2 separate regions of the Homo sapiens genome follow, and region 2 is linked to region 1. A link is a loop called in an ENCODE intact Hi-C map of the cell type or tissue named here. Cell type or tissue: dorsolateral prefrontal cortex. All regions are shown on one strand. Each heading gives the region's core, and the rest is flanking DNA. Links, peaks and the distances in the headings are about the cores only. Region 1 overlaps SLC39A11 (solute carrier family 39 member 11). Region 2 overlaps SLC39A11 (solute carrier family 39 member 11).

The links. Peaks named below come from ENCODE experiments on the same cell type or tissue, not always from the same donor. Only the 100,000 strongest peaks of a DNase experiment are listed, where the experiment ranks them.
Region 2: it touches region 1 in a loop (3-fold over the local background); 1 of 110 quality-filtered maps calls a loop at or near these places.

Annotation. Positions count from the first base shown.
Region 1 is chr17:72,983,826-72,988,220 of GRCh38, forward strand. All of the region lies in intron 4 of SLC39A11 (solute carrier family 39 member 11), which reads right to left. Among named protein-coding and RNA genes, the nearest start is that of SLC39A11, 110 kb to the right of the region's middle. RefSeq lists a silencer at 2,443-2,492. In dorsolateral prefrontal cortex, for the core only: a CTCF peak has its summit at 2,460 (motif pointing right); a DNase peak (open chromatin) is centred at 2,506; H3K27ac peaks cover 1,011 bases.
Region 2 is chr17:73,040,156-73,044,550 of GRCh38, forward strand. All of the region lies in intron 3 of SLC39A11 (solute carrier family 39 member 11), which reads right to left. Among named protein-coding and RNA genes, the nearest start is that of SLC39A11, 50 kb to the right of the region's middle. In dorsolateral prefrontal cortex, for the core only: no CTCF peak of the experiment used is centred there; no DNase peak of the experiment used is centred there; H3K4me3 peaks cover 1,141 bases; H3K27ac peaks cover 826 bases.

The sequences.
Region 1 (4,395 bases), core at 134-4,133:
TGCTGAGAGCTGGTGAGTTACTAAGGAAAAGGGAACCCTGGGATCTGCCCTCACCATCTGGGCAAGGCTCCAAGGGAAGTGGGGATCTGTGAAATCCCCAGATGGATTTGGGAATCTAAGAGCAGGGGCCCTCTAGACCCCTTTCCTGAGTGCTGTTCAGGGGGGTGGCAAGCTCCAGAGAAGTGCCAGCAGAGGGGTAACCAGGCAGAGAGGACCTGGGTAGCCTCAGGTTTCTCATGGCTCAGAGTGGGGCTGGAATCGTGGAGTGATTCTGGGAGCCTCAGAGCCACATTGAAATAGAGAAACAGGAGGCAGGCCCATCGAATTGCCACTATCAGCAGCAAAAAAACCCAGCTCTTGCCCCTGTTCTTCCCCCATGAAGCAGAACGGCCTTGAAAGCTGCTTGTAGCATTGCATTGCACAGAGCATGGGCAGAACAAACTCAGCCACCCCAGGATGGGCACAGAAGTAGCCATGAGACCTGAAGGGGCTTGGTCAAACCCGGCCCACAGTCTGTTTTTGTAAATAAAGCTTTATTGGAACTCAGACATTTAAAAAAAAAAAAAAAGAAAGAAAAGAAAAAGAAAATTCAAGAAATAAGATTCCTTTCCCTTGGGTGTTGTGGGATACATGTAAAGCCCAGGCACACTGAATCCACAGGCTTCCCAGGAGTTCGAGTTTTATTCAGCAAAGCAGCTGTTCTCAAAGTGGGGTCCCCAAGGCCAGCAGCATCAGCAACACCCAGGAACTTGTTAGCAAGGCAAGTTATCAGGCCCCATTCCAGGCCTCTGGTGGGCCCAGCAACCCGTGTTTCCGCAAGACCTCCAGGGGATTCTCATGCACTCTCAAATGTGAGAATCACCGCAGTGAAGCAACGCCTTTTACAGGGGCTGAGAAAGGTGAAGTCTCACCGCATCTGGTTACCATTCCTGTGTGCCACAAAGTATTTTATCAGGCTCTGAGTCATCTGACATTTCCTTCTGGAAGCAGAATGTTAAATGAATAAGGAGGAAGGCCATTTGTTTATCTGAAACATAACAATATCCCAAATCTATTTCATTTACTTCTAAAGCTAATGATTCTGCAATCCAATAACTCTAGAGAATTGCACACAGCAGCAATAACCCTCTTATGGAATCAATTTTCTCTGGTTAGGAACAAAGAATTCTCCCCTCCAAAAATCCAACCTGCATTGATTAGTTCATCAGAGCACACTAGGAGGCCCAGCCGGGCTAGAGGCAGGGCAAACACAGTAAGTTGTCTGGGGCCACACCTCCCTAGGAATGTGCACACTCCACGTGGCTGACGCCACTCCACAAGGCACCAGGTACAAGGCAATGATCTGCTCATGCTTAAGTGGCCTGGGAGGGACATACAGGGGGGAAAGGACAGAAAGAGCTAGCTGAGTGAGGGCCACGCAGACAGCGCCCACAGAAGGAGGAACATGTCACAGAGTCGCTCTCTGAATTTTTGCCCACAACTTTGCTGACGGGACTAGCCAGCTATATCTGACCCTATCAGGTATTACCCACTTGTGACATTCATTTCCATGCAAACCTTCTTTATTTGCATGGGGCCTGCCTTTTTTTTTTTTTTTTTTTTTTTGAGACAGAGTCTCACTCTCTCACCTAGGCTGGAGTGCAGGGGCGCCATCTCGGCTCACTGCAACCTCCACCTCCCAGGTTCAAGCAATTCTCCTGCCTCAGCCTCCCGAGTAGCTGGGACTACAGGCATGCACCACAACACCGAGCTAATTTTGGTATTTTTAGGAGAGACAGGGTTTCGCCATGTTGGCCAGGCTGGTCTCGAACTCCTGACCTCAGGTGATCCACCCACCTCAAACTCCCAAAGTGCTGGGATTACAGGCATGAGCCACCGCATCTGGCCAGGCCTAACTTTTTATTACTGTCTTTTATTTATTAATCTTCCTGCAATCGATGCCCTATCTCCCTGTGATGGGTTGAACTGCATTCCTGCAAAAGATGTTGTCTATAAATGTGACCTTTTTTGCAAACAGGGTCTTTGTAAATGATCGAGGTAAGATAAGGTCATTAGGGCAGGTCCCAATTCAATATGATTTTTTCCTTATAAAAAGGAGAAATTTGGACACAGAGACAGGCACACAAGGAAAATACTACGGGAAGACTGGAGTTATGCTACTAGAAGCCAAGGAACCACCAAAAGCTAGGAGAGGGGCTTGGAGCTCATCCTTCCCTGGAGCCTTGAGGAGGCACATGGCCCTGCTGACATCTTGAGGTCAGAATCTTAGAACTACTTTCCAGAAAGTTCTAGCCTCTAGAACTGAGACAATAAATGTCTGTTGTTTAAGCTATTCAAATTGTGATATATTGTTCCCACAGCCCTAGGAAACCAGTTCACTCCCCAGTAAGACTCCAGGGTCCCCCAGAAGCCTGACGGCTGTGGAGCTAGCTTTGAAAGCCAGGACACCCTAGTCACAACACAACCACTAGGGGGAGATGTTGAGGTGATGCAAACCACGGCTGGGGAGCTGGACAAACTGGTGGTTGCCAAGCCTGGCCATGCAGACAAAGCCCCGGTGAAGCTTTTTAGAAATACAGACGTCTAAGCTCCACCCAAAGCCTCCTAAATCAGAACATCAGAAAGTCGAGTGTGACGCGCCACCTGCCAGGCACTGGCCCACAGACCCTCCAAGGACCCTTCCAACTGTGAGGTCCCATTACTGCCACACTGCTGCACCCTCCACCCCCAGCTAGCCCGAGGGGGCTCCATGGATCAGGAGCATCAGCCACCTTGACAGCTTGGGAGACACATACAGTCTTGGGCCCCAACCCAGACCTGCCAAATCATCATCTGCATTTTAACAGGCTCCCGGGGTGAACCGTGCACACATTCAGGTGTGAGAAGCACTTGTAGATTGGATATAAGACATAATCACAGGCCGGGCATGGTGGCTCATGCCTGTAATCCAAGCACTTTGGGAGGCTGAGGCAGGCAGATTACTTGAGGTCAGGAGTTCAAGACCAGCCTCGCCAACATGAGGGATGAACTGGTTACTGTCTTCAACTACAATGACTAGTTTTTTATACCAGAAGGGAAAGAATAAAAGCACAGGGTATTGTCCAATAAACCACAAAGCTCTGACATAGTATGGATGTGTGTTCCCTCCAAATCTCATGTTGAAATGTGAGCCCCAGTGCTGGAGGAGGGCCTGGTAGGAGGGGTTTGGGTCACGGGAGCAGATCCCTCATGAATGGTTTGTTGCCCTCCCCACAGTAATGTGCGAGTTCTCACTCTGTTGGTTCAGGAGAGCACTGGTTGTTTGAAAGATCCTGCTAGTTCTTTTGCTCCTTCGCTTGTCACGTCACACATCTGTTCCCCCTTCACCATCTGCCATGATTGGAAGCTTCTTGAGGCCCTCCCCAGAAGCAGATGCTGGCACTATGCTTCTTATACAGTCTGCAGAACTGAGAGCCAAATAAACCTATTGTCTGTAAATTACCCAGCCTCAGGTATTCCTTTATGGCAACACTTAATGGACTAAGACACTCCACAAGGACCTGAAGTTTGTCTCTTATTAGGTAATCACCAAATGTACTTGTGTAAAGTGTATCCAGTTTGAGTGAATGGGGCACTTAGCATACAGTTCCTGGATTTGTGACAGAAATAAGATGGAATGAACAATTAATCCCACAATCTACTAAAGAAATCAGTAAGAGGTACCCTGACACTCCCATGGCAAATTCAGAAATGTTAAAATATGCTCCCCATTCCCCAAAAAGGGGACTGAATGGGCTATTAGGGGAACAGATGGCTTGCACTAGAATTCTTTAGCAATCTCTGGAAAATAAGAAATGTTTTTTTCCTTGCCTAAAGACAAAGTCCTGAATCAGAATACCCCTTCCTCTTCCACACCAAGTCTTTCTCCACTCCAAAACTTCATGACACTTACAGAGAAAGGTGAAGCCCCAACGGTTGTTTTGGGAACAATCTCCCTCATCCACTCACCCATCCAAAAATGACACCACTTAAAAAAACAAACAGCCGGTGGGGGCTACTTCTTCCCATGTTCTCGTCCTGAATCGTAAAAGAGCAAAGCCTACTTTCCATTATTACTCTTGGCATGAATGGTTTAAAAAGAGCATCTATAAACCAGAAAAGAGAGCCACGTAAAAGTCAGCTCTCTTTTTTATTATTTTTGTGAGTACATAGGTGTGTATATTTATGGGGTCCATGAGATGTTTTGACACAGCCATGCAGTGTGAAATAAGCACATCATGGAGAATGCGACATCCATCCCCTCAAGCTTTTACCCTTTGAATTACAAACAATCCAATTACACTCTTTATTTTAAAGTGTACAATTAGGCTGGGCACAGTGGCTCACGCCTGTAATCCCAACACTTTGGGGGGCCAA
Region 2 (4,395 bases), core at 83-4,082, 56 kb after region 1:
GGGCTAATAATCCTGTTAAATACTTGCTTCACAAAGATAAATCAAACCTCACAAACTTAAACCCATTAATATCCCATGACTTCCTTAGAAGTAGGTAGAGAAACAAGCAATTTTGTAAGTCACACTAGAATCCCCTCCCAGCAGCACAGCTAAAGTTGGGGATTTCAAAACAAAACATACAGATGTTATACTTTTGGTCTAAGTCTCTGAATAAAAGGTACGCCTCCCTCTGCTGTAAATTACACTTTAAAATAGGAACAGTTTAAAAGCAGTTTGTATCCTGATTGGTATCTGAGAACAGAAGAAGGACATTGGTGGGGAAACTGGTGACATCCAAATAAAGTCTGGAGTTTAGGGAATAGTAACAAACAAATGTTAATTCTTAGCTTTGACAAATGTGTCATGATTATTTATGTAAGATGTTCACATTGGGGGAAACTGGATGAAGGGCACTATTCAGAAATTCCCTGTATTATTTTTGCAACATTTCTTAAAATCTAAAATACTTCCAAATAAAGAGCTTATTAAAAGTTAATGATTATAACATGCCCAGGCACGGTGGCTCATGCCTGAAATCCCAGCACTTTGGGAGGCTGAGGTGGGCAGATCACTTGAGGTCAAGAGTTTGAGACCAGCCTGGTCAATATGGTGAAACCCTGTTTCTACTAAAAATACAAAAATTAGCCAGGTGTGGTGATGCACTCCTGTAGTCCCAGCTGCTCGGAAGGCTGAGGTGGAAGAATCAGTCAAACCCAGGAGGCAGAGGTTGCAGTGAGACAAAATCACACCACTGTACTCCAGCCTGGGCAACAGAGTCAGACTCCATCTCAAAAAAAAAACAAAAAACAAAAAACAAAAAAAAAAAACAGTATTAACAGTATCACTTACTCAGTATATCCAATCAGAGAATAATTCCCCTCTAAATCTAATTTTCAAAGGTTTACTACACTAATGTGAAATTCCTAGTCCACTTTGGAATATCACAGAATGTACGTTGTAGGGCTTCTAATTAAACATGGCCAATGGAACACAAGCTTCCAAATTCTCACTGGAGTAAAGGTACAGGGATATGAAGGATCCAAAGGCCAAAGTCAGAAGGAAAGGAAGAGGACATGGCAGCCACATTTTGGAAGCTTGAAGAGAGAAGCAGGTAATCGCTGATGGATGCTCAAGAAGGCTGCCACCTGGGGCTGAAGGAAGAGACTAGAAGGAAGGTGCTTCATCCCACAAAGCCCCAGAATAGCCAGGGAGCCTTTGACAATGAGTGTGCAGATGGGCCTAAAAGAGACCTGATGGAAGCCTGGGTAAGAAGCAAGTAAACTCCAGATTCCTCCTGTACCCCAGGCAGCCAGGCAACTGTCCCACCAGACATTGCAGGACCCCCAGCCCAGCTAAGGGTGGGGATACCAGGCTGAAAACAGGAGAAAAAGTGATAGTTTATGTGCTGGAATGGGGGCACCCAGCATCTTCCCACATCTTCACCCTGATTTCACAATGAAAATCCAATGCGAGTAAAGAATCCTATGTACAAAAACTCAATTTTCAGAAATGTTTCTGCATGATAACCTTAACACCCACCTGGACTGTGCATTTGTGGAAGGCTTGTAAATCACAGCCTTAACAGCAGAAGGCTGAAAGGGACTGGAGAAAACATTTAAAATCACCAGATATTTACAAGCTCTTCTTCATAGTCCCTGAGAACAAAATCCCTGTTTCCCTCCTGTAGTTCTCAAAACCTAGAAAGGCTCATAATCCGATCTCTTTTCTCAAAATATCATGCAAAATGCCCCAGGGATCTGTACTTTATAATGCTATTAATTTCCCTCTGGTGTCAGAGGTACCAGCATAGAATGATTTAAAAAAAAAATCAACTTAACACCTACCCCACATTAGGCAAACCTTTCCATTTCTGTGTAAGTGTTCATTTTGAAGGAATTTCAGCTCTGGCAATAGAAATGAATTTGTGAAGAGTTAAGGGATACATCAGAATATTCTGGCACGATGGGTACAGTTGAGCATTTCCTTTATTATAGTAGTGACAGTTTCAATACCAAAACAAAATCCAAGCCACAAAACAAAATTTTTCTCGTAACAAATAGGGGAAAGAAAATTATTGCACATAGCTCACTTACAATGCACTGAATGTGTCAACTCTTCACACCTCTAAAAAGGTACACAGAGGTAGGACAGGAAGACACAGTTCAAAAGAACAGCACCCAACTCAGTGCCTACTATGGAGCAGATCCTCCCTCATGTTTATTGAACCAAAGGAACATAGACTCTAACCTCAAGGAGGTTACTGTGTACTTAAGGAGGACACACAAACTTGCAATCCATGTAGGTCAAAGCAATAATCAGAAAGAGGCTGGGCATGGTAGCTCACGCCTGTAATCCCAGTACTTTGGGAAGCCAAGGCAGGCAGATCGCCTGAGGTCAGGAGTTCGAGACCAGCATGGCCAACGTGGTGAAACCCCATCTCTACTAAAAATACAAAAATCAGCCGAGCATGTTGGCGGGCACCTGTAATCTCAGCTACTTGGGAGGCTGAGGCAGTAAGAATTGCTTGAACCTGGGAGGCGGAGGTTGCAGTGAGCCGAGAACACGCCATTGCACTGCAGCCTGGGCAACAAGAGTGAAACTCCGTCTCAAAATGAATAATAATAATAAGAAGAAGAATTACCCAGAAAGTACAGAAGCCAAGAGTTGTCTCCAAGTTGTTCTCCAAATCAGATATAAAATTAACAGTTAAAAGTCAATCAGCAATTCCTAAGCAGAGACTGTTACACGGCCAACACTCTGCCAGACCCCAGGGGGTTGCAAGAGAGGAAGAAAGAGCTAGTGTGGATCTGGGCGCTGCCTCCAGGAGCTGGCTCTGGACTATAATAAGAGAGGCTACAGAAGACATATGATAGGATAAATTAAGAAAGTCTGCAGTCATGCCAAGAAAGGGGATACCAATATTGTTTCAAAATTTAAAAAGCAGAACATCAAAGAACAGGGAGGGGCTCTGGAAGGCTGGACACAATTTGGAAAGGAAATGAGGTTAGGAACTTTCTAGCTGGGAAGCGCAGAGTGGGCAGAGTCTGGAGGCAAGTACACAGAGGCTTATGTTGTGGAGTCCACAAGGCGAAAGAAGGCAGGGAGGAGTTTACAACCAGACATTTGGGTATAATGATGAAACCAGGCAGAATGGTTTGGACTTCACACAATGGGTGGCTTGTTTCCAACTCTGGTTGTACTATAAAATCAACCTGGAGTTTTCAAGCTACAGATGTCAGCTCCCCTCCACAACCTACAGAAACAGATTTGCCAGGGCAGGGGTATGGACACTGTGTTTTAAAGCCTCACACGTGATGCTGCAGCAGCTTAGCCAGCATGGAGCAGGTCAGCATTAAGTACCCACTGTCTTCGGCAGGGTAACGGAGGCATTTTGGAAGGGTAACTTGGCATCAGCAAGCAGAATTGATTTAAGTGGGGAGATGGGACACCAACATCCAGCTGTTGGGCTCTGGACATAATCCAGATGTGACACAGGGCAGGAGACCAGAGAGCAGACAGAGAAACTTGGAAGAAGGAAGGAATCTGCAGGTAACCCTCCAGAATGAGGCTGCCCATGTCTGTTCAATATCAAGTCAGTCAATCAGAAACCCATGATGAGCGGCCACATGAATTTTGCATTGAGTCAGCCTTAAATTTGGCATGTCAGTTATTAATCATGACTCAGTATGAATCAAATCCATATGGGAGCTATATCTGTACTTAATTTGCTTTTATCAAGAAGCCTTCATAATATACCAGCTTTAAATAATTTTACAGAATTAAACCCAACGGCTCAAAATTATAATCAATTACATTCAGCTTCAATTACAGTTATTAATTAACGTAGATGGGCTTGAATGACCTGACTCTTCTTAGCTACGCCTACCCAGTGATAATGATGGGCAGGAGCTTGGCTTACAATCTCCAAACTAGGAAAAAGTACTTTTGCTTAAATAAGAAAAAAAAAAAATCTACCATATGACCCAGTCATTCCTCTCCTTGTTCCCCAAGAGAAATGAAAACATACGTCCACACAAAGACTTGCACAAGAATGTTCACAGCAGCTTTATTCACAGTAGCCCCAAACTGGAAATAACCCAAATGTCCATCAACAGGAGAATGAATAAACACATTGTAGTATATTTATGAAATGAAATACTCCTTAGCAATAAAAGGGAACAAACTACTATCATGCCGACATTGGATGAATCTCAAAATCATTACACGGAGTGAAAGAAGACAAACAACAAAAACTATATGGATACTACACGATTCCTTTTAAGCACAAGGGTATGCAAAACTACTCTGTGGTTAGAAGTCATTAGTTGGTGGCTGGGAGGGAGCCTGACTTAGGGA